Linked DNA regions of Homo sapiens: all the other regions are linked to region 3. A link is a contact called in ENCODE Hi-C data. All regions are on one chromosome and are shown on one strand. The core of a region is the stretch at or near the end of the contact, and the rest is flanking DNA. Distances in the headings are between cores, read along the strand shown.

Evidence for each region. A loop is a pair of places that touch in the nucleus more often than their neighbours do. Pooled maps may share reads with other maps.
Region 1: a map of naive thymus-derived CD4-positive, alpha-beta T cell shows a loop between it and region 3 (16-fold over the local background). The contact joins the promoter of MTG1 here to the promoter of C10orf143 in region 3. A Hi-C loop is called at or near these places in 1 of 168 maps with a recorded cell type or tissue (naive thymus-derived CD4-positive, alpha-beta T cell), 4 of 37 single-sample maps with no recorded cell type and 9 of 50 pooled maps.
Region 2: a map of CD4-positive, alpha-beta memory T cell shows a loop between it and region 3 (20-fold over the local background). The contact joins the promoter of EDRF1-DT here to the promoter of C10orf143 in region 3. A Hi-C loop is called at or near these places in 2 of 168 maps with a recorded cell type or tissue (CD4-positive, alpha-beta memory T cell and naive thymus-derived CD4-positive, alpha-beta T cell) and 10 of 50 pooled maps.
Region 4: a loop to region 3 is called in a pooled map, with 6 times the contacts of the local background. The contact joins the promoter of ECHS1 here to the promoter of C10orf143 in region 3. A Hi-C loop is called at or near these places in 4 of 37 single-sample maps with no recorded cell type and 7 of 50 pooled maps.
Region 5: a map of naive thymus-derived CD4-positive, alpha-beta T cell shows a loop between it and region 3 (16-fold over the local background). The contact joins the promoter of ZNF511-PRAP1 here to the promoter of C10orf143 in region 3. A Hi-C loop is called at or near these places in 2 of 168 maps with a recorded cell type or tissue (naive thymus-derived CD4-positive, alpha-beta T cell and ovary), 1 of 37 single-sample maps with no recorded cell type and 9 of 50 pooled maps.
Region 6: a loop to region 3 is called in a map with no recorded cell type, with 14 times the contacts of the local background. The contact joins the enhancer-like site here to the promoter of C10orf143 in region 3. A Hi-C loop is called at or near these places in 4 of 37 single-sample maps with no recorded cell type and 3 of 50 pooled maps.

Annotation. Positions count from the first base shown.
Region 1 is chr10:133,392,397-133,395,406 of GRCh38, forward strand. It overlaps MTG1 (mitochondrial ribosome associated GTPase 1), which reads left to right and starts at 1,761. Exons shown (of 11, transcript NM_138384.4): 1 at 1,761-1,936. The coding sequence starts at 1,825. RefSeq lists silencers at 1,553-1,902, 1,963-2,162 and an enhancer at 2,487-3,010.
Region 2 is chr10:125,717,851-125,720,952 of GRCh38, forward strand. It overlaps EDRF1-DT (EDRF1 divergent transcript), which reads right to left and starts at 1,643. Exons shown (of 5, transcript NR_033847.1): 1 at 1,572-1,643. EDRF1 (erythroid differentiation regulatory factor 1) reads left to right here and starts at 1,859. Exons shown (of 25, transcript NM_001202438.2): 1 at 1,859-2,065. The coding sequence starts at 1,958. RefSeq lists enhancers at 975-1,084, 1,565-1,644, 1,760-2,742.
Region 3 is chr10:130,109,546-130,112,470 of GRCh38, forward strand. C10orf143 (chromosome 10 open reading frame 143) reads right to left here and starts at 1,285. Exons shown (of 4, transcript NM_001355042.2): 1 at 1,159-1,285. The coding sequence starts at 1,227. It overlaps LOC102724883 (a long non-coding RNA gene), which reads left to right and starts at 1,748. Exons shown (of 3, transcript NR_188169.1): 1 at 1,748-2,571. RefSeq lists enhancers at 340-449, 610-789, 1,650-1,979, 2,460-2,589 and a silencer at 980-1,359.
Region 4 is chr10:133,371,793-133,374,603 of GRCh38, forward strand. ECHS1 (enoyl-CoA hydratase, short chain 1) reads right to left here and starts at 1,562. Exons shown (of 8, transcript NM_004092.4): 1 at 1,454-1,562. The coding sequence starts at 1,541. RefSeq lists a silencer at 1,325-1,834 and an enhancer at 2,216-2,305.
Region 5 is chr10:133,307,507-133,310,699 of GRCh38, forward strand. ZNF511-PRAP1 (ZNF511-PRAP1 readthrough) reads left to right here and starts at 1,408. Exons shown (of 9, transcript NM_001396060.1): 1 at 1,408-1,590; 2 at 1,884-1,957; 3 at 2,270-2,471; 4 at 2,658-2,782. The coding sequence starts at 1,438. TUBGCP2 (tubulin gamma complex component 2) reads right to left here and starts at 1,366. Exons shown (of 18, transcript NM_006659.4): 1 at 1,317-1,366. ZNF511 (zinc finger protein 511) reads left to right here and starts at 1,408. Exons shown (of 6, transcript NM_145806.4): 1 at 1,408-1,590; 2 at 1,884-1,957; 3 at 2,270-2,471; 4 at 2,658-2,782. The coding sequence starts at 1,438. RefSeq lists enhancers at 543-772, 1,496-2,191, 1,599-1,893 and a silencer at 1,003-1,852.
Region 6 is chr10:126,040,440-126,043,467 of GRCh38, forward strand. It overlaps ADAM12 (ADAM metallopeptidase domain 12), which reads right to left. Exons shown (of 23, transcript NM_001288973.2): 18 at 2,601-2,709. Among named protein-coding and RNA genes, the nearest start is that of FANK1-AS1, 69 kb to the left of the region's middle. RefSeq lists an enhancer at 2,475-3,028. Within about 2 kb of position 1,517, at least 19 of the 41 ENCODE cell types and tissues checked have a DNase peak (open chromatin) inside an H3K27ac peak, as active enhancers do.

The DNA.
Region 1 (3,010 bases), core at 511-3,010, 3.3 Mb after region 3:
AATTGCCCCTCCTAGGATGTTCCCTGACCCCACCCTCCCGAGCCCCAGCCTCCCTCTGTAGCCAGCAGCCCCACCTGCATTTGCTGTGTCACCAGACTGTTCTCTCTGGGGACACCTGCCCATCAGACGCCTGGGAGAGAAATTCAGATTCCACAGGGTTTTATTGTGGTTTTGTGCTCCTAGGACCATGAGGGAATGCAGCTTCCTTAAAGTACAAAAATCTTTATCATTGACATTTAGGGTTTCATCAATTCTGTATCCCAGGGAGAAAGGCAGCAAGACCCAGGCTGCCCCCTCTGGGTGTGAGGGACCGGCTTGGTGAGGAGGGGGCTTGGGGGCATTGACCTAGCAGGAGGCCCTGACTGCCCCCACTCAGCCCAGAAACCACCTGGGAGGCTTCTGTCTTCCACGGAGGGGCCACTCTCTCATGCCCAAAAATATTTACAGCTAGGCGTTAGGGTATTAGGTGGTTTAAGAACATCAGAACCATGGCAATATTTTTGTACTTAGAATTTGAGCATGTTTGGTATTTTCAGTAGCTTGTTTAAAAAATTCCAGTAGAGGCTGGGTGCCATGGCTCATGCCTGTAATTCCAGCACTTTGGGAGGCTGAGGTGGGCAGATCACCTGAGGTCAGAGTTCGAGACTAGCCTGGCCAACATGGTGAAACCCCATCTCTACTAAAAATACAAAAAAAGTAGCCGGGCGTGGTGGTGCGCACCTGTAGTCCCAGCTACTCAGGAGGCTAAGGCAGGAGAACTGCTTGAACCCCGGGAGGCGGAGGTTGCAGTGAGCCAAGATCACGCCACTGCACTCCAGCCTGGCGACAGAGCGAGACTCCGTCTCAAAAATAAAAATTCCGGTAGAGTAATACTCTTGTAACGCAGTGTGCAATTGAGCAGTTGCTGACTGCTGATTTAGAGTTGAAATCCGACTATATTTATGTCTAGTCTTGGACAGTGGAGAATATTTCAGCCTCATTAATTAATCGGTTTAATTTAGCAGAACTGCAGTCAGTATTTGGAAACAGTTTGTTATATTAAACCCTGAAGTACTTGAGGCTGCGCGCGGTGGCTCATGCCTGTAATCCCAGCATTTTGGGAGGCCGAGACAGGTAGATCACTTGAGGTCAGGAGTTGGAGACCAGCCTGGCCAACATGGTGGAACTCCATCTCTACTAAAAATACAAAATCAGCCGGCGTGGTGGCAGGCGCCAGTAATCCCAGCTACTCCGGAGGCTGAGGTGGGAGAATCCCTTGAACTCAGGAGTTGGAGGTTGCAATGAGCGAGATCGTGCCACTGCACTCTTGGGCAACAGAGCGGAGACTCCGTCTCAAACAAAACAAAACAAACAAAAACCCTGAAGTACTTAAAAAGAAAATGAAGAGATTACATTTATAAGGTAAATTTAAAGTATTTGAGAGATTTTAACCAAATTGTAAAAAGAGATTGCTAAATTTTTACACTTATACTCAGGATATGCTTAAGGGAGAACGATGATTTTTAATATTTAATGAATGTTAATAAATCTGCGAATTACTTAAACCCACAAAACCCAGGAACCTCCCCGTCCCCCCGGGTCTCCTCGCAGTCCCGCCCCGACGCTCGACCCACCATTCGTCCCTCCCTCTGGGCCCGGGCCCCGCCCACTCCGGGCTTCGCCGGAGGCGGAGGCAACGTCGTGCGCACGCGCAGGCCGTGGTGCGGCCCCTTGGAGCGCCGGAAGCCCGCAGTGCCGGAGGCCCGCAGCGCCGGAACCTCAGAGGCGGGTCGCAGCGGCGCAGAGGAGGTCAGCTGCGGGAGCGTTTCCGGGGACGGTGCCGCCATGAGATTGACCCCGCGCGCGCTGTGCAGCGCCGCCCAGGCCGCCTGGCGGGAGAACTTCCCCCTGTGCGGTCGCGACGTGGCGCGCTGGTTCCCGGGCCACATGGCCAAGGGTGAGGCACGGCGGGGAGGGGCAAGGTCATGCCTACGGCCGCGGCGCCTCTGCTTCCCTCCCACCCCGGTTTCGGCCGTCGCCTGCTTCTCCCGGTCGTTCTGGGCTGGCCCCGCCCCTCCTCCCTTGTCTCCCCTCCTTCCCCGCTCTCACCCGCTCCCGGAGCCGCCGGGACCCCTTCCCCTGCGCAGCTGCGGGAGAGGCCCGTTCCCGCGAGTGCCCCCGCGGCGCAGCCTCGGACCCAGGGCCTGCTTGACCTCCTACCTCTGGCCCGCCGCCCCTGTCCTCTGTTCCCAGCAAGTTCCTTCTGCCCTTTTAATCCCCCGAAGCCTCCGTTTCCACATGTTCTTGACAAGATAGACTTTTCTGAGTCTTTTGGGGACTAAATGAAACAGTGGGTATGAAGGCACCTGTTCAGTTTTAACTGGTATCTTGAGTCGTTCTCCTGCTTAACGTCTTTGGTAATTCTTACTGTTTGTCACAATTCGGCCCCAAGAAGACCTCTGGGGCCAGCCCAGCCCGTCTAGGTGTTGTGATGGCCACTCCTGCGTCGGCTCCGCGTGTACTGGGGGCCGAGGGGGAAGAAGGGCCCGTGTGGGTGACTGAGGCTGTGTCCTCGGTCTTCGGATAACACTGGAGGGGAAGAAAGCTGGAAGCTTTGTTATCTTGGTTGTGTGTGGTATTCCTGGTTAGGGGACTATCGTCATCATCCCCGCGAGGTAGCAGGGGCCTAATGAGCCAGTGTTACTCTGTGTTATAGCCCAGATTAAGACCCGTGGAAGGGCCCGGCCCGGTGGCTCACGCTTGTAATCCCAGTACTTTGGGAGGCCGAGGTGGGCAGATCACGAGGTCAGGACATCGAGACTATCCTGGCCAGCATGGTGAAACCGTGTCTCTACTAAAAATACAAAAAATTAGCCCGGCATGGTGGCGCGTCCCTGTAGTCCCAGCTACTCGGGAGGCTGAGGCAGGAGAATTGCTTGAACCTGGCAGGCGGAGGTTGCAGTGAGCCGAGATCGTGCCACTGCACTCCAGCCTGGGTGACAGAGCAAGACTCCGTCTCAGAAAACAAAAA
Region 2 (3,102 bases), core at 393-2,892, 4.4 Mb before region 3:
CTGGCTAATTTTGTTTTTGTATTTTTAGTAGAGACGGGGTTTCACCGTGTTAGCCAGGATGGTCTCGATCTCCTGACCTCGTGATCCACCCGCATCTGCCTCCCAAAGTGCTGGGATTACAGGCGTGAGCCACCGCGCTAGGCTGCATATTGGCTTTTTAAAATTTCACTTATCACTTAACATTATATGATATGCAATTTAAATGTTCTTAAATATTCCTGAAAAACAAGTTTATGGTTGCACAGGGTTTATTTTCTACCAAAACCAAATTTGACTATCCTCCTCCTAGTGTTAGATATTATGTTCAACTTTTCACCATAAAAAACAATGCATAACTTGCAAAAACCAAAAAAGAATTATTGGCTGCAATATTCAAATGAAATGATAAAAATCAAAATCAATACATGTTGAAGTAAATGTCTACAAAATACACTATTATATCAAATTAACTGTTAAATTTAATTCACTATTATTATTTTTTTAAGACAGAGTCTCACTATCGCCCAGGCTGGAGCGCAGTGTTGCCATCTCTGCTCACTGCAACCTCTGCCTCCCAGGTTCAAGCGATTCTCCTGCCTCAGCCTCCCTAGTAGCTGGGATTACAGGCGCCCACCACCACATCTGGCTAATTTTTGTATTTTTAGTAGAGATGGGGTTTCACCCTGTTCGTCAGGCTGGTCTCGATCTCCTGACCTCAGGCAATCTGCCCACCTCGGCCTCCCAAAGTGCAGGGATTAAAGGCGTGAGCCACCGCGCCCGGCCTGTTAAATTTAATTCATAAAATTGTTTTGTTACATTTGAAAGCAATTTGTGAGTTGAATGCTTACTCATCAGGAGCATTCCTGAAAACGGACAGGACAGTGAGTTGTAAGAGCCAAACGTGAATTACAAATTGAGACAGCCAAATTGCAAGAGCCAAGTTAATTTTTAAAAACACTTTCTGTATCTTACGGCACAACAAAACACTTTTACTACAAAACATGTATTGTATAACGGATGTGGCTGCGTTTGACAGTTTGAGATGACACTGAGGAGTGTGAAAGAGAGCCTGGACCTTCAAAGCTTGCAAACGGCCCGGGCTATTTCTCCACCTCTTCGCTACTCAAAGCGCTGGCATCGTTTCCTGGGAACCTGTGAGAAATGCCGAGTCTCGGACCCATCCAGAGCGCCCGAATGGAAACCTAGGCGTTACGAGGCCCCAGGTTCAGCGTCTCACGGGTCCTGCACCACCTGGGACGCCCCGCAAGCAGCGGGCATGCCGGGCCCCCAGAAGACTCCGAAAGCCACCCATTCCCTAAACGGGGAGGGCCTCGTCCGCGCGTCCCAGCGCCCTCCCCGGAAGCCCCGCCGCTCCCACACCCAGGATGGGGCCACATGGGCACTAAAAGGCGGGCAGGAGCGCCCAGTCTCGAGATGGCTGGCTCGCCTTTCCAGTCCGGGCCCTCGGGGTGCCCGTGTGAAAAGATGTGACACTGAAGCCTGGGGAAGAAGTTTGAACCTCTCACTAATTCACGTAACGGGAGCCGCCGGCAGCGCTGACGGCTGCACCTCCCCTCCCACGCGGACACTACCTGCAGGATCGGACGACCCCCAGAACTGTTTGCCAACAAAGACATGCAGGGGGCGGAGCCTGAGCGTCAGATACCGTGAGCGGCGTGCAGAGGGCGGAGCCTAGGAGTCAGATACCGCGAGAAGTAGTCTCCCGAAGAGGTTCGGACAAGCGCAGGCGCACTACAATTCCCGCCCTGGCCGCGAAGGTGGCACCCGCAGCGGGAGGCGGGGCCGGGCCTTCGGGACAAAGATCGCGAGATTTAATGGCGAGTCACAGCTACTTCTTCCTGGCAGAGACCGGAAGTGCGGTCCGCGGAGCGTCTCTGGCGCTTACCCTGCTTTGGGCCTGCGTTGCTGCTGCTGCTCCTCCGCTCCCCCGTCGTATCGCCTGCCCTGGATCGAAGTGATGGGGGATGCCAAGGAGGCCGGAGCCGAGGGTCCGCCGGCCGGGGCCGCCGCTCGAGGAGGGCTCAGCCTCCTGTCCCAGGGAGAATCCGAGGAATCTTCTGCACAGGTGAGTCCTCCGCGGAGGGGGACCTGCCAGGGATGTGGGAGCGGAGGACCCGCTCCACCGGGGAGGGATGCCACGGTTCCCGGCAGATTCTGGAGGCTTCTCCATGTTTCCCTGACACCCCCAAAACAGGGAGTTGAAGTCCATGCTCCAGTCGGCAGGTATTCGTATTAAAAGCAGTTCTGGTAGCCGACAGGTGAATTAGATACGATCTTTCCTCTCAAGGAGGGTACATGTAAATATGTCGTTCCAAAACGTGGCACAGTCGTGCAAAGCAGGAGGGAAGAAACGGTGCCAGGTAGTGACTCGCCGAGAATGAGACCGAACTAATTCACAAAGGGTGTAAAATGTTTGCCATGCAGAAGAGGTACTGCGTGAAAGGTTAGAATATTGAACCCAGACGCCGAACTTGCTTTGGGAGTGTGCAAGTGCAGGCTGTGAGGAACGAACCCCCAATGCCTTTCTATGAAGTTAGAGACTCAAGAGTATTTGAACCATGCATGCATGCATGAACCGATGCATCGATTACTAAATATTTGCATTAAAACAAAAAGCCCAAATGTTCTACCAGACTATTTTATGAATGATGTGTTATTAAAATTAAAATACATCTTTGGCCGGGCGCGGTGGCTCACGCCTGTAATCCTAGCACTTTGGGAGGCCGAGGTGGGTGGATCACCTGAGGTCGGGGAGTTCGAGACCAGCCTGGCCAACATGGCAAAACCCTGTCTCTACTAAAAATACAAAAATTAGCCGGACGTGGTAGTGCACGCCTGTAATTCCAGCTACTAGGGAGGCTGAGGCAGGAGAATGGCGTAAACCCCAGAAGCCGAGGTTGCAGTGAGCCATGATTGCTCCACTGCACCCTAGCCTGGGCGACAAAGCAAGACTGCGTCTCAAAAAAAAAAAAAAAAAGAATTAAAATACATCTTTAATACTGAAAATAGGCTTTACTAAAGTTTGCATCTAGTTAACATGATACCATTGAGTCTCCTTGGTTTCTGCTTCTCCACTTTACATGAATACATTTTAAAAGAGAT
Region 3 (2,925 bases), core at 35-2,534:
CCTAACCTGCTATATTACTGTACTATACTATTACTATACTACATTACTATACCATATTATTACTATATTACTGGGGTAACCTGCACCCTAGTAATATAACAATTGGTACCTGGAGGAGGGGTGCGGCTGTGATAGAAACCTAAGTGGTACTGGCTTCACGGCCAGGCAGTGAGTAGTGAGGAAAGAGATGGTGCAGGGTAGAAAGCTAGTCATTCCCGCTACGCAGTAAAGACATCTAAAAAAATGCTGCCTGTATTAACTGGGAAGACGGATCCTGCACTTACCAAGCCTGTGTAGCTCTAGAAGAAAAAAAAAAGCAAATATGCGGTATGTTGGCTGCTCACTGCTGCCCCTAGCGAGGAACTTTGAAATAAACGAGGTTAAGTAAGAACTGGCCAATTTGCAAGCAGAGGTGGAAGATAAAATACAGGAATGCCAAGCAGCTCTGTCTTCCAGCTCCAATCCTGCAGTACTTCTTTCAGTGCCCCTAAGACGCTAAGCTCCTTCCTCCAACACTGTTTTTTGTCACCTCCCATCCTGCCTACCCCCGGTCATCCTTCAAGTCTCACACATACCTGACTTACCCACGCACCCTGGGATCTTGTGCAAGTCTCCCCATTACCATCTCATCTTACCCTCTGCTCATCAGTTAATGGACTCAGCCCAAGAAGCACTAACACGCTCAATGCCGGGTAATTTTCTGCGCGTGTTCGCTCCCCACGTACTCGTCCCCCAACACCCAGCCCTGGGCCTGGCACGTGGCAGGCGCTCAGTGAACGAGACTCAGGAACAGTCAGGTGTAGACGGCAGGAGAAGACATGACACGGATACCAAGCACCCGAGGTCCTGCAATGAGTCTCGGCCCATGTTTTAGGGAGCCTGGGTCTGGAGCCCCAGTGAGCGTGTGGGTCAGGAAGGTGCCCGAGCTCCGCGCCCGACCGCGCAGGCGCGAAACCGGGAGAGCGGCGTCACAACCCCGCCCTAACAGGCCACGCCCATCACTGGCCACGCCCTCCCAGGGACGTACGCGAGCGTGCGAGTGTCTTGGGCCAGGCCTCCTCACAGGCAGGGCCGCGCCGGCAAAAACGAGGCGCGGTGGGAACCCGCCCAGGGGCCATCCGCCCTCCCGTCCCTAACGCCCAGGCCCCGGGGGCTCACCACGTCCCCCGGAACCTGCAGATCCTCCGCCCTCCGCTGTCGCCAGCGGCCGAGCGCTAAGCTGTCCATGCAGCCCCAGGGTCAAACCCTCCCGGCATCTCAGGCCTGGCCGAGGCCCGCGCACCACGCCCCCTTCCGCACAAGGCCCTGGGGAGCCAATAAGGAGAGGGAGGGGCGGGACGCCGCGGGAAGCGCGAGAGCACCAAGGCGAGGACCGCAGGCAGGAGTAGCAGAGACCAGAGTCTTCTGAGACTATTGGGATGCTGTGGGCGTTGTCCGTCTGCCCCAAGTCATTACTTCGCAGAGAGGTCCCTGCATATCTCTGCTTGTCGCTTCTCCCTTCACAGGAGCAGCCGTGGGGCTCTAAAGAAAGCATTCTTTCAGGATCCCGCCAAACTTTTGACAACACCCCGTGGATCGGCTGGAGGAGCGCCCGCCTCCTCTGTCTTATGATTGGTTGTTAGGCCTCGTGGGGAGCCGTCTCCCTGTGGCTGGTTGGCTAATAGATGGCGCAGCGGGTCAATTAGCTTGAGCGAGACAGCGGGTGTTTCTGGGAGTTGTGGTCCGCAGGGCTGCCTCGCTTCCGGGTGGGAGCTGCTGTTGCCGCGGTGGGAAGACGCAGAGCTTTCAGGCCAGCCCCGCGCGGCTCACGGCTTTTGTGGCTGGTGGCTGGTGGCTGCTGGTTGGGAGGCCCCGGAAGGACTTCTACTCCTCCGTAGGCTGGAGGGCACTAGGAGGTCGCAGGTGCTGAGCTGCCGGGGCCTTTGGGCTGTGCTGAAGGGGAAAAGCGCAGCCACTGTCGGGAGTGTGTGCTGTGGAGGCAGTTGCCGCGGTGATGTTCGCTCCGCCTGGCCCCTGCCGGGGATTCAGCCAACCAACCCTCAACAGCCGGCGGCGGCTCAGTCTCTGGCCCGGCGCGGTGCTGAGCACCACTGAGCCCTCATCTTAGGGCACCGAGGCCCGGACTCCTGCAGCCGCATGTCCAGGCCCCTCCTGCCTTAGCACGGAGCTCCCTTGACTGCTCCAAACAGCCCAGACTGGCGCCTTTTTTGGATAAATTAAAACGGGGCCAATCCGTTGCCAGCGATTGGCTAACGATGGGTACACGACCTAGTACGGGCCAGGGAGAAGTAAGCGAGGTCTGTTGAGGCAGAGTTTCGGGAAAGATCTTCTAGTTAAAAGGGGAGTTGGGTGGGTGGGGGCTGTTTTCTTCCTGTTGTCCTTGCCCAGTGTAAGTTTCCTGGAGCTGCAGCAGCCTTTTTGTCACCATGAGGGCAGCTGGTGGGAACCCTAGGAAAGCAGGAAATCACCTAGAGCCGGAACAGCCTGAGCCTCTGAACCAACCCACAGCTGACTACCCGTCACTTTGTCGTGTCTCTGTGATTTGAGTCCATCATTCTGCTGCAGTTGAAGGTATCCTTTGACAAAGCCCTGTTCTTAACCATTATGGTGAAACGCATGAATCCCTCTTCGGGCTATTTGCTGCATGATCCTCAGCAAATTAAATAGTTAATCTCCCTCAGTTTCCTCATTTATAAAGGATAGGATGATAAAGCATAGAGATCGTGAGGATTACATGAGGCATTTACCTAGAAGATACTTAGAACAATGCTGGACACAAACTAAGTACTTAACAAATGTAACATTTCTCCTATTAGTTAGTACTCCTAAGACTAATTATGCCACCACTGATTCACAGTCCCTTATCAAAAACCTTTCAGGCCAGATGTGTTTGTGAAATTCAGAATTTTTTGAATGTTTAAAAAA
Region 4 (2,811 bases), core at 312-2,811, 3.3 Mb after region 3:
TGCTATGGGTTTCTTTTTTTTGGAGACCGAGTCTCACTCTATTGCCCAGGCTGGAGTGCAGTGGCGCAATCTTGGCTCACTGCGACCTCTGCCTACAGGGTTCAGGTGATTCTCCTGCCTCAGCCTCCCGAGTAGCTGGGACTACGGTCACACACCACCACACCTGGCTAATTTTTGTATTTTTAGTAGACATGGGGTTTCACCATGTTGGCCAAGGTGGTCTTGATGACCTCAGGTGATCCACCTGCCTCAGCCTCCCAAAGTGCTGGGATTATAGGCATTAGCCACTGTGCCCCGCCGTATCCTGTGGGTTTCTAGGGGTAACTGGAAGATCACAGGTGAAGTGTCTGGCAGCAGTGCCCGCCATGCAAGATCCAGGAAAGGGCTGCTGTCAGGGTGGAGAAGCCGAAGGCCAAGGAGAGCATGGAGATGAAACCAACACAACTCAGTGGTCCACTGCTACACAGGGTGAGGGAGGAAGAGGAAGCAAGAGTTCTTCCCCAGCCCAAGGCATGGCCCAAGATTCCTCAGATACTAGAGCCGGTGATGGCCGCTCATGAGTGGGGCCCCGGGTGAGCCACGAGGGAGGAAGAGGGCAGCCCCCTGTGGCTGGGGAGGAGGTGTCAGCTTTTCCCTTAGGACCCTCTGAGGGGTGGCCCTGGTCAGGAGGCACCCAGGACAAAATGCACCTGCATCTCCTGTTCTCGGGCTGGCCGGCTGCACAGGAGCTACGCCTGCTCTTAGAGCCGAGGGAACACCCCGGATTTTTACAACCCCCACCCTGCGCCCAGTTGGCCAGAGGTCTTGGCACTGGGGCAGTACCAGCCAGCCGCCGGGCCTCCCGCAGGACGTGGCCTGGTGAGAGTGGCCTCCTGCAGAGCCAGGCAGGGGGTGGGGGTGCGGGCCAGGGTCAGGTGGGTGGTGTCGGTGCGGGGTGGCGGGTGGTGGGGGGGTGTTAAGCCTGGGTCAGGCTGTGGGTGCGGGTCAGGTGGGGGGTGCAGCACTAGGCGAGGGGGGTGTTGCAGGCCTGAGCCAGGCAGGGGCTGCGGGTCGGGGTCAGGTGGTAGGTGCGGGGTCAGGCAGGAGAGTGCGGAGTCAGGCCCTGGGGATGCGGGATCGGACGGAAGAGGGGTGCGGGGTCAGGCCGGGGGGTGCGGGGTCAGGTGGGGGGGTGCGGGGTCAGGCGGAGTGGGGTGCGGGTAGGGGTCAGGCCGGAGGGTGCGGGGTCAGGTGGGGGGGTGCGGGGTCAGGCGGGGGGGTGCGGGGTCAGGCGGAGTGGGGTGCGGGTAGGGGTCAGGTGAGGGTGCGGGGTCAGGCGGAAGAGGGGTGTGGGTTGGGGTCAGGTGGGGGATGCGGGGTCAGGTGGGAGGGGGGTGCGGTCTGGGATCTGGTCTGGGCGTGCAGGTCGGAGTCAGGAGGAGATTCGGGCCGCCAGCTCTCACCGCGCACTCACCCGAGGCGAAGGGACGCCAGGCGGGACAGCGAACCGGGGGCCTCAGCGGGCCGCGGACGCAGGACAGCAGGACACGCAGGGCGGCCATGGCTCTCTGGACTCCTCGCCCGGCCCCGCGGAGCCGCCCCCTCGCCTATAGCCTTTCAGGGCTCGCTCCGCCCACAGGCCAGCGCCGCGAGACCAGGCGGCCCTCGCGAGATCAGCCCGGGCAGAGTGAGCGGGTCGCTCTCCGCCAGGCCCCGCCCCCAGGCCCGAGCTGCCGCTCGCGGATCTAAGGCCGAGGGGCGTCCCCGGGACCCCGCCCTGGGCTGGGACCAGCGCCCTCCAGGCCCCGCCGCAGTCGCCCGCGCCCCCGCCCCCGCCCCAGCCCTCGGGGTCCCAGCTGGCCCCGGGGAGACCGCGCGGAGGCGGAGGCAACGGCGGCGCCTGCCGGGCTCTGCGCCGCCTCCCCCCGCCCGCCTGCCCGCCTGCCCGCCTGCCCGCCTGCCCGCCTGCCCGCCTGCCCGCCTGCCCGCCGGCGTCTGTAGCAGCGGACACAGCGCGCCCAGGCGCAGGGCCAGGCACGGTGGCAGCGGCGTGGGCACTGAACGCCACATTAGGAGGAGTTTTATTTTCATGCACACAAGACTTCAACAGATTTAAATAATAAAAATTTCATTCATTTAAGTTATTTTATTTATACCTTTTAAATATCTAGACAAGTATTGTGGAGCATCCATTTGTGTACTTGCCCGGATTCTGCAAACGCCAGGGTGGAGATAAAACCACCCTGGATAAAATGGAATGGAAAGCGAAACTGCTATTGTGACCGGTGGAGGGTGTCCAGGTTCTTGACGTCTTGAACAAAGAACTGGACAAAACGCACAAACAAAGCACGGAAAGAAGGAAGCAACAAAAGCGAGATTTATGGAAAACAAAAGTGTGGCCGGGCGCGGTGGCTCAGGCCTGTAATCCCAGCACTTTGGGAGGCCAAGGCGGGCAGATCACCTGACGTCAGGAGTTTGAGACCAGCCTGGGCAACATGGTGAAACCCCCCTCTCTACTAAAAACACAAAAATTAGCCGGGCGTGGTGGTGCACGCCTGTGGTCTTAGCTACTCGGGAGGCTGACGCAGGAGAATTGCTTGAATCCGGGAGGCGGAGGTTGCAGTGAGCCGAGATCGCACCACTGCCCTCCAGCCTGGGCGATAGAGCCAGACTTCGTCTCAAAAAAGAAACAAGAAAAGACAACGAAAATAACTCCACACTGTGGGAGCGGCTGAGCATAGCGGCTCAAGAGCCCCGTTACAGATTTTTTGGGGGGGTTAAATACCCTCTAGAGGTTTCCATTGGTTACTTGGTGTACGCCCTGTGTAAATG
Region 5 (3,193 bases), core at 158-2,657, 3.2 Mb after region 3:
AGACAGAAAGTACAGTCATGCATCACTCAACATTCTGAGAAATGCCTGGCCAACATGGTGAAAACCAGTCTCTACCAAAAATACAAAAATTGGCCAAGCCTGGTGGCGCACACTTGTAATCCCAGCTACTTGGGAAGCTGAGGCACGAGAATCGCTTGAACCCAGCAGGCAGAGGTTGCAGTGAGCCCAGATCGCGCCACTGCACTCCAGCCTGAGCGACAGAGAGAGACACTATCTCCAAAAGAAAAAAAGAGAAACGTATGGTTACATGATTTCCTTCTGTGCGATCATCAGAGTCACTCGCAGACCTGGATGGTGTACGGCCTACAATGCACCTAAACCACCTAGAGGAGCCTCTTGCTCGTGGGCTACAAACCTGCCCAGCAGGTGGCGGTGCTGAACACTAGACAACTGTAACACAGAGATATTTGTGTATCTAAACATGGAAAAAGTACAGGGGCAGGCATGGTGGCTCACGCCTGCAGTTACAGCTCTTTGGAACGCTGAGGCAGCAGGACCACTTGAGCCCAAGAATTTGAGGCCGCAGCGATCTATCAGCTATGATCGCACCATTGCACTCCAGCCTGGGTGACAGACGAGAAAGCTAAAGCCTCTATCCGCCACTGGGCCCATTCTCTGCAGTAGATCTGAAGCGTCCACTGCTTCCCGCGTGTGTTGTCATTCACCATTTTAATTAGGTGACTCTTTACTCTGACGTCTGTCTCTCCTACAAGGCTGCCGCGCCCTCCTGTGATGCCTTCCCCCACACGCCCTGAGCACCTAGCACAGGTCCTGTGTTTCACGGGAGCTGCGGGGACTGGAGAGGTCGACAGGACCCCGACAAACCAGGAAAGGGCCTTTGAACTAAAGTAACGGGAAGTCACCCAAGGGCTTTAAATTAAAAACGGTTACAATAAAACTGGAGTCACTTTGGCTCCAGTTCGCGACTGGTTTAGAGGGAACAAGATCCAGGGACTGCAGCGGGAGACGACAGGCGGGGCAAGGCGGACGGGAGAGGGCGTGCGAGAGGGGGACCTGCGACCCGGCTTCCCAGGGCTGGGAGGGGACACCCGGGACGACCCGGAGGCCCGCTCCGCCCCGCCCCGGCTGAGTGTCGGGCCGCGGGGCAAGACGCTGGCCTGGCCGGTGCAGGCCCGAAGGGCTTCGGCCCCAGAGTTCGGGGACCGCTGCACAGCCAGAGGGAGCGCGCGGGAAGAGCCGCGTCCCGCCAGCCCCGTCGCCTCGTGGGCCCCCCCGGGCCTGGCAGTCCCCCAACCCCCTCATCACGCCCGCGCCCGCGTTCGGCCAGGACTCACCGCAGTCCCGGAGCCACAGCCCCCGCGCAGCCCCCGACGGCGGCGGAAGTGAGCGTGACGTCACGTCCGGCTCGGCTCGCGGACGGTGGCCGACAGGCTGCGCCCGCCCGCGCCCGGGGTGATGCAGTTGCCCCCCGCGCTGTGCGCCCGCCTCGCTGCGGGGCCCGGGGCGGCGGAGCCGCTGCCTGTAGAGCGGGATCCCGCGGCTGGGGCCGCGCCCTTTCGCTTCGTTGCGCGCCCCGTGCGCTTCCCGCGGGAGCACCAGTTCTTCGAGGTGCGTGAGCAAAAGAGGGAAAAAGTAGTTGTAGGATCCAGTGGGGCCTACGGCGGCGAGGCGGGGCCGGAGCCTGGAGTGGGAGGGGCCTACGACTGCGGGGCGGGGCCGGAGCCTGGGACAGGCGGGACCTGAGGTGGTGGGGCGGGGCCGGAACGTGGAGTGGGCGGGGCCTGAGGCTGTGGGGCGGGACCGGAGCGCGGGATGACTGGGGCCACGGGTGTGGGCGAGGCCTGACGCGGTGGGCGTGCCGCGAGTCACCTGGCCCCGCCCACGGCGCACTTTTCCTGCAGGATGGGGACGTGCAGCGCCACCTCTACCTCCAGGACGTGATCATGCAGGTGGCCGACGTGCCTGAGAAGCCCAGGTAAGCGAATGGGCAGTGCCTAGCCAGTGCTACTCCTGCGCCGCCTCCCTGACCGGTGCCTGGTCCCTGGGGCTGTGCTGCCGCTCTTCCATGTGCGGCCGCCCCACCGAGGCGCTGTGCCTGTCCAGCTTTGGCGTGGCCGACTCTTCCACCACCTAGCCTGTTTGTGAAACTTAATTCATAAAAAGAGGGTTTGGGATTGCAAAAGATGCATAGGGGCTTTATTGGACGTCTCAAAGGGAAACTGTGCAGAAAGTCCAGCTTGGTTCCTCGCACCGGAGGAAGGGCTCCTGAAGCACGTCTCCTTGGCAGGGTGCCCGCGTTTGCCTGCCAGGTGGCCGGCTGCTGCCAGGTGTTCGATGCCCTGGACGACTACGAGCACCACTACCACACGCTGCACGGAAATGTTTGCTCCTTTTGCAAGCGGGCCTTCCCTTCCGGACACCTGCTGGACGCCCACATCCTGGAGTGGCACGATTCGCTCTTCCAGATCCTGTCTGAGAGGCAGGACATGGTGGGTGACAACTGCACAGCCGCCGAGGCCACCCCCCATTGGTGATGGGCTCAGAGTGCTGCCCCCAGCTCTCGGGTGCTCGGGCAAGGCCGGGGACACCTTTCCGCCCTTGGCAGCTCTGCTACGGGGGCATGGCGGTGGGGGAGGGCCAGGGGTCAGAGGGAGGTGACACGGTCTCCATTTCAGTATCAGTGCTTGGTAGAAGGCTGCACAGAGAAGTTCAAGACCAGCAGAGACCGGAAGGATCACATGGTGAGGATGCACCTGTACCCCGCGGACTTCCGGTTTGATAAGCCAAAGAAAAGCAGAAGGTAGGGAGCCGCCAGGCTCAGCACGTGTCTGCTTTTGATTTTAGGAAAAGGTTTCCAACTAGCCGGAATGCATAGACGGTCAGACTTATTAAGCACTTGTGTGTCACCTAATGGGGTGTTCACCTGCAGGTACCTGAAGCCCTGGCAACACAGCTACAGGTGGTTGTGCCAGCGGCCACCCTGCCGAAGGGAGGCTGGAGGGGAGCCCCTGGCTGCCCAGCTCTGTGCCGGTGGAGGCAGCAGAGGGGGTGTGGGAATGAGCGGGCGCAGCGCCTCCGCACTCACACCCCTCTGGGCCATGCCTGTACCTCCTGCAGCAGTCGGCCGTGGTCATCCGCACTCACACCCCTCGGGGCCGTGTCTGTACCTCCTGCAGCCGTCGGCCGTGCTCACACATCATGCAGCCCTGGC
Region 6 (3,028 bases), core at 267-2,766, 4.1 Mb before region 3:
CACTGCAGCAGCAGCTCCTACTCCAGGGAAAGAATGTCTTTCACACCTTCTTGGTTTCTGGACCCCATCCCCCACTAACAAGGCCTATCAGGGATGTGTCTTAGCCTAAGCAAGACAGCCAACAGATGACAGTCTTGACTTACTTGTTGGTGTTACTGGAAAAGCATTGCTTCTGGTTTCCTGGGCAAAATGTCACTCTTTTCAGACCCTTAGTAGTGATCACAGGGGGCTCTAGCTAGAGTTCTGGTGTCTCATAACAAAGTTAATTAAAGTTAATTTAAAAAGTGAACAGCAAAAATCTTGAACTATAATTTCTAGTTCCATAAAGTGAATCCATAAATCTTCAATACATCAATCTATGAAACTGAACATTTACAGGGCCCCCACACTGAACCTGCTGAACTCCCCAGGGTTGCTCAAGCCAGAGGCCCGGGCAGTGACTGACTCCATTTCCCTCTTCCCCAGGACCAGCACGAGCACCGTGTCCTGTGTCCCCTCCTGTTGGCCCAGTCCGCACTCTAGAATCTGAGCCCAGGCCAGTCCACACTCCTCTAGATCTTCGCACAGCCAGCTATCTCGGCTTCAGAATGCATGTTTCCCTCGCCCCCTTCAGACCTCAACAGATGCAGGGTCCCCAGGAGCCTTCCTGACAACCCCCTGCCGCTCTGTGGGGGTTGCTCCCCTCCCATGATGCCCTCTCTCCCTGCAGTCGTACCCCTCACTTATGCCATGTCATTCTTGCTTAATGTCTCTCCAGGACCCAGGAGAGTGGCTGGTGTGTGGCAGACACACAAGTACTTGTTTAATGAGCCCCTGAGCCATGGCCAGGCCAGGGAGCAGTGAGCCATGCTTGCTCATGGCCTGCCTTGATTTTATATATGTATGAACAGGGTGGAGGCAGCGGTATTTCAAATGCACTCTATTTTATGCAGTAATGGCCACGGGGGATGGAGTTAGGCTCTTACATTGTTTTCACTTTTTAACATTCTTACTTGTTAAATGAAGGGTTGGTGACTCTGTGGGTTCCCTGGCTTTCTGCAAACCCTCAAACCTGAGTACTGCTGGTCACGCATGTCCACAGCAAAGAGCCAGAGTTCACCGCCCTTTCTCCTACCTTCTTCTCCAGTTTGTTTCATTGCCATTCAGTTTGCTTGGATGGAGATGGAATGGGTGGCAGGGTCTCTGATAAATTAAAAACTAAAACCCTGCTATTTTCATATAATAAATGCTAAAAGCCATATCAGAGCATTAAGTTGCAGCCAGAGACCAGTCATCAGGGCTGCCAAGGCTGAGGTGTCACTGGGGAAAGGGGACACTGGGCCCAACCCTTGCTTCTCCCCCACTGCTGTGGAGGCTCAGTGAAAGGCCAGACTTTTGAGTCCTCTTCCTCCTTGCTGCAGGGCTGGGGCCTGCCAGAGTGGTAACCTGCTACTCTCTCAGGAGCAGCACTGAAGCATGTCCATGTTTTAGCAGAAGCTCAACCAGGAAGTCGCTGCCCTTCCTTGCACTGTTTCTGCAGACGTGCCTGGTAGGCTGGACTTCCCCTCCTGAGCCCCGAGAACTGTGTTGTGTCTGTTGTCATGGAAACGATGGCAAAGCCACAGAGTCAATGCTGCCAGTCACAGGAGGCCTTGGGGACGCGTGACCTCCTCTGCAGCAGCACTGGTCACGGTCTCCATGTCATGGGAGGGCTCAGATGAGTGTCAGTGAGGCAGTAGACGCATGCTCCTGCGATCCCACGGGCTCCTGGCCCTGGCCGCGCTCCCTGTTGGACTCTGCAGCTTCCTGCCTTGCTTCTTTCCCTCGAAAAGAGGCATCATTTAGACTTGCCCCTGAATTGCCCAATAAGAACTCAGAGAAAACAGCACCGCACCAGTAAACCATTTCTAAAGGTCATCCGAGGAGAAATGGCCACGAGTTCAAGCACAGCTGCTACTAAGAGCTTCTTGGGGGACAGGCAGACCTGTGTGTGTGTAAATCTTAGCGAGATCACATTAGGCAAATTACTTAACTTCCCTGAGCCTCAGGTCCTAGGTATGTGAGAAAAGAATCATACCACCTTCTTCAGAGTTGTATAAGGAGGGGATGACATCATGGGCATAAAATGCACCACACAGCACCTGCACACATCATTCCATATGCAAAAGCTGTTGCAATGACTCCCACTGCTGCCGTGACTGTCACCTTTACTAAGAGGTGGGTGTCTTTCCAGTAAGATTTTTAAAAGGCATTAAACTTCACACCTTGTCACCCTACCACACAGATGTCGGCCTTTACAAAGTACTTTGATACAGTGATGACATTCATACCCATTCAGCAGTTCACTATAGAAATGACCTTAGTTAAGAAAAGTGTCGCAGGCTAAGGAACTGGCAAACTCAGCCACTCAGTCAAAGCAGAGAGCAAGGAGCCTCAGAGAAGATCGGGCAGGGATGAGAGGGGCATCTGGAAACTGCGGGAGACCCTAGGCTGTGTAGACCCATGTGGGGTCCCCACTGGGTTTCTTGTTGGCTCTACCTGCACCCATGCTGACAGCTGGCGAGCCCACCCGCCCCCAGGTGCTCAGCCTCCTCCCACCGGGATGCAGGGGCTTCACTGACCTGCTTGCCGGATGGGGCCGCTGTCTGTGCTTCCTCCAAAGCCAAACTTGTCACAGAAGGGAGGTGCCCAGTGGGCCTCGCAGTGGCAGTTCTTCCTGTTGTTGCACACCTTTCAGGGCAGAGGGGAGGGACGTGGGGTTAGGGCATATGCTCTGTGCATCACCACAGCAGAAGCAAGGGGGGCCATGGTCAGAGCCCCCCCCCAACACTGACACAGCCAGACTCAGCACACGCCATGGTGCGAATAAGCCCAAAGCCGGCACTACACACCACACAGGGGCGACCAAACCTGAGGCTGTGAAGATGCATCATCTGCCTATTAGTGGCTGTAAAGAGAGTGATGAAGATTATTTGGGTTCATCAGCTTGCCTCCCCCACCCACCTCACTTCCTTCTCCATCTCCCCATCTTCCTTTTTCAATCTGGAAA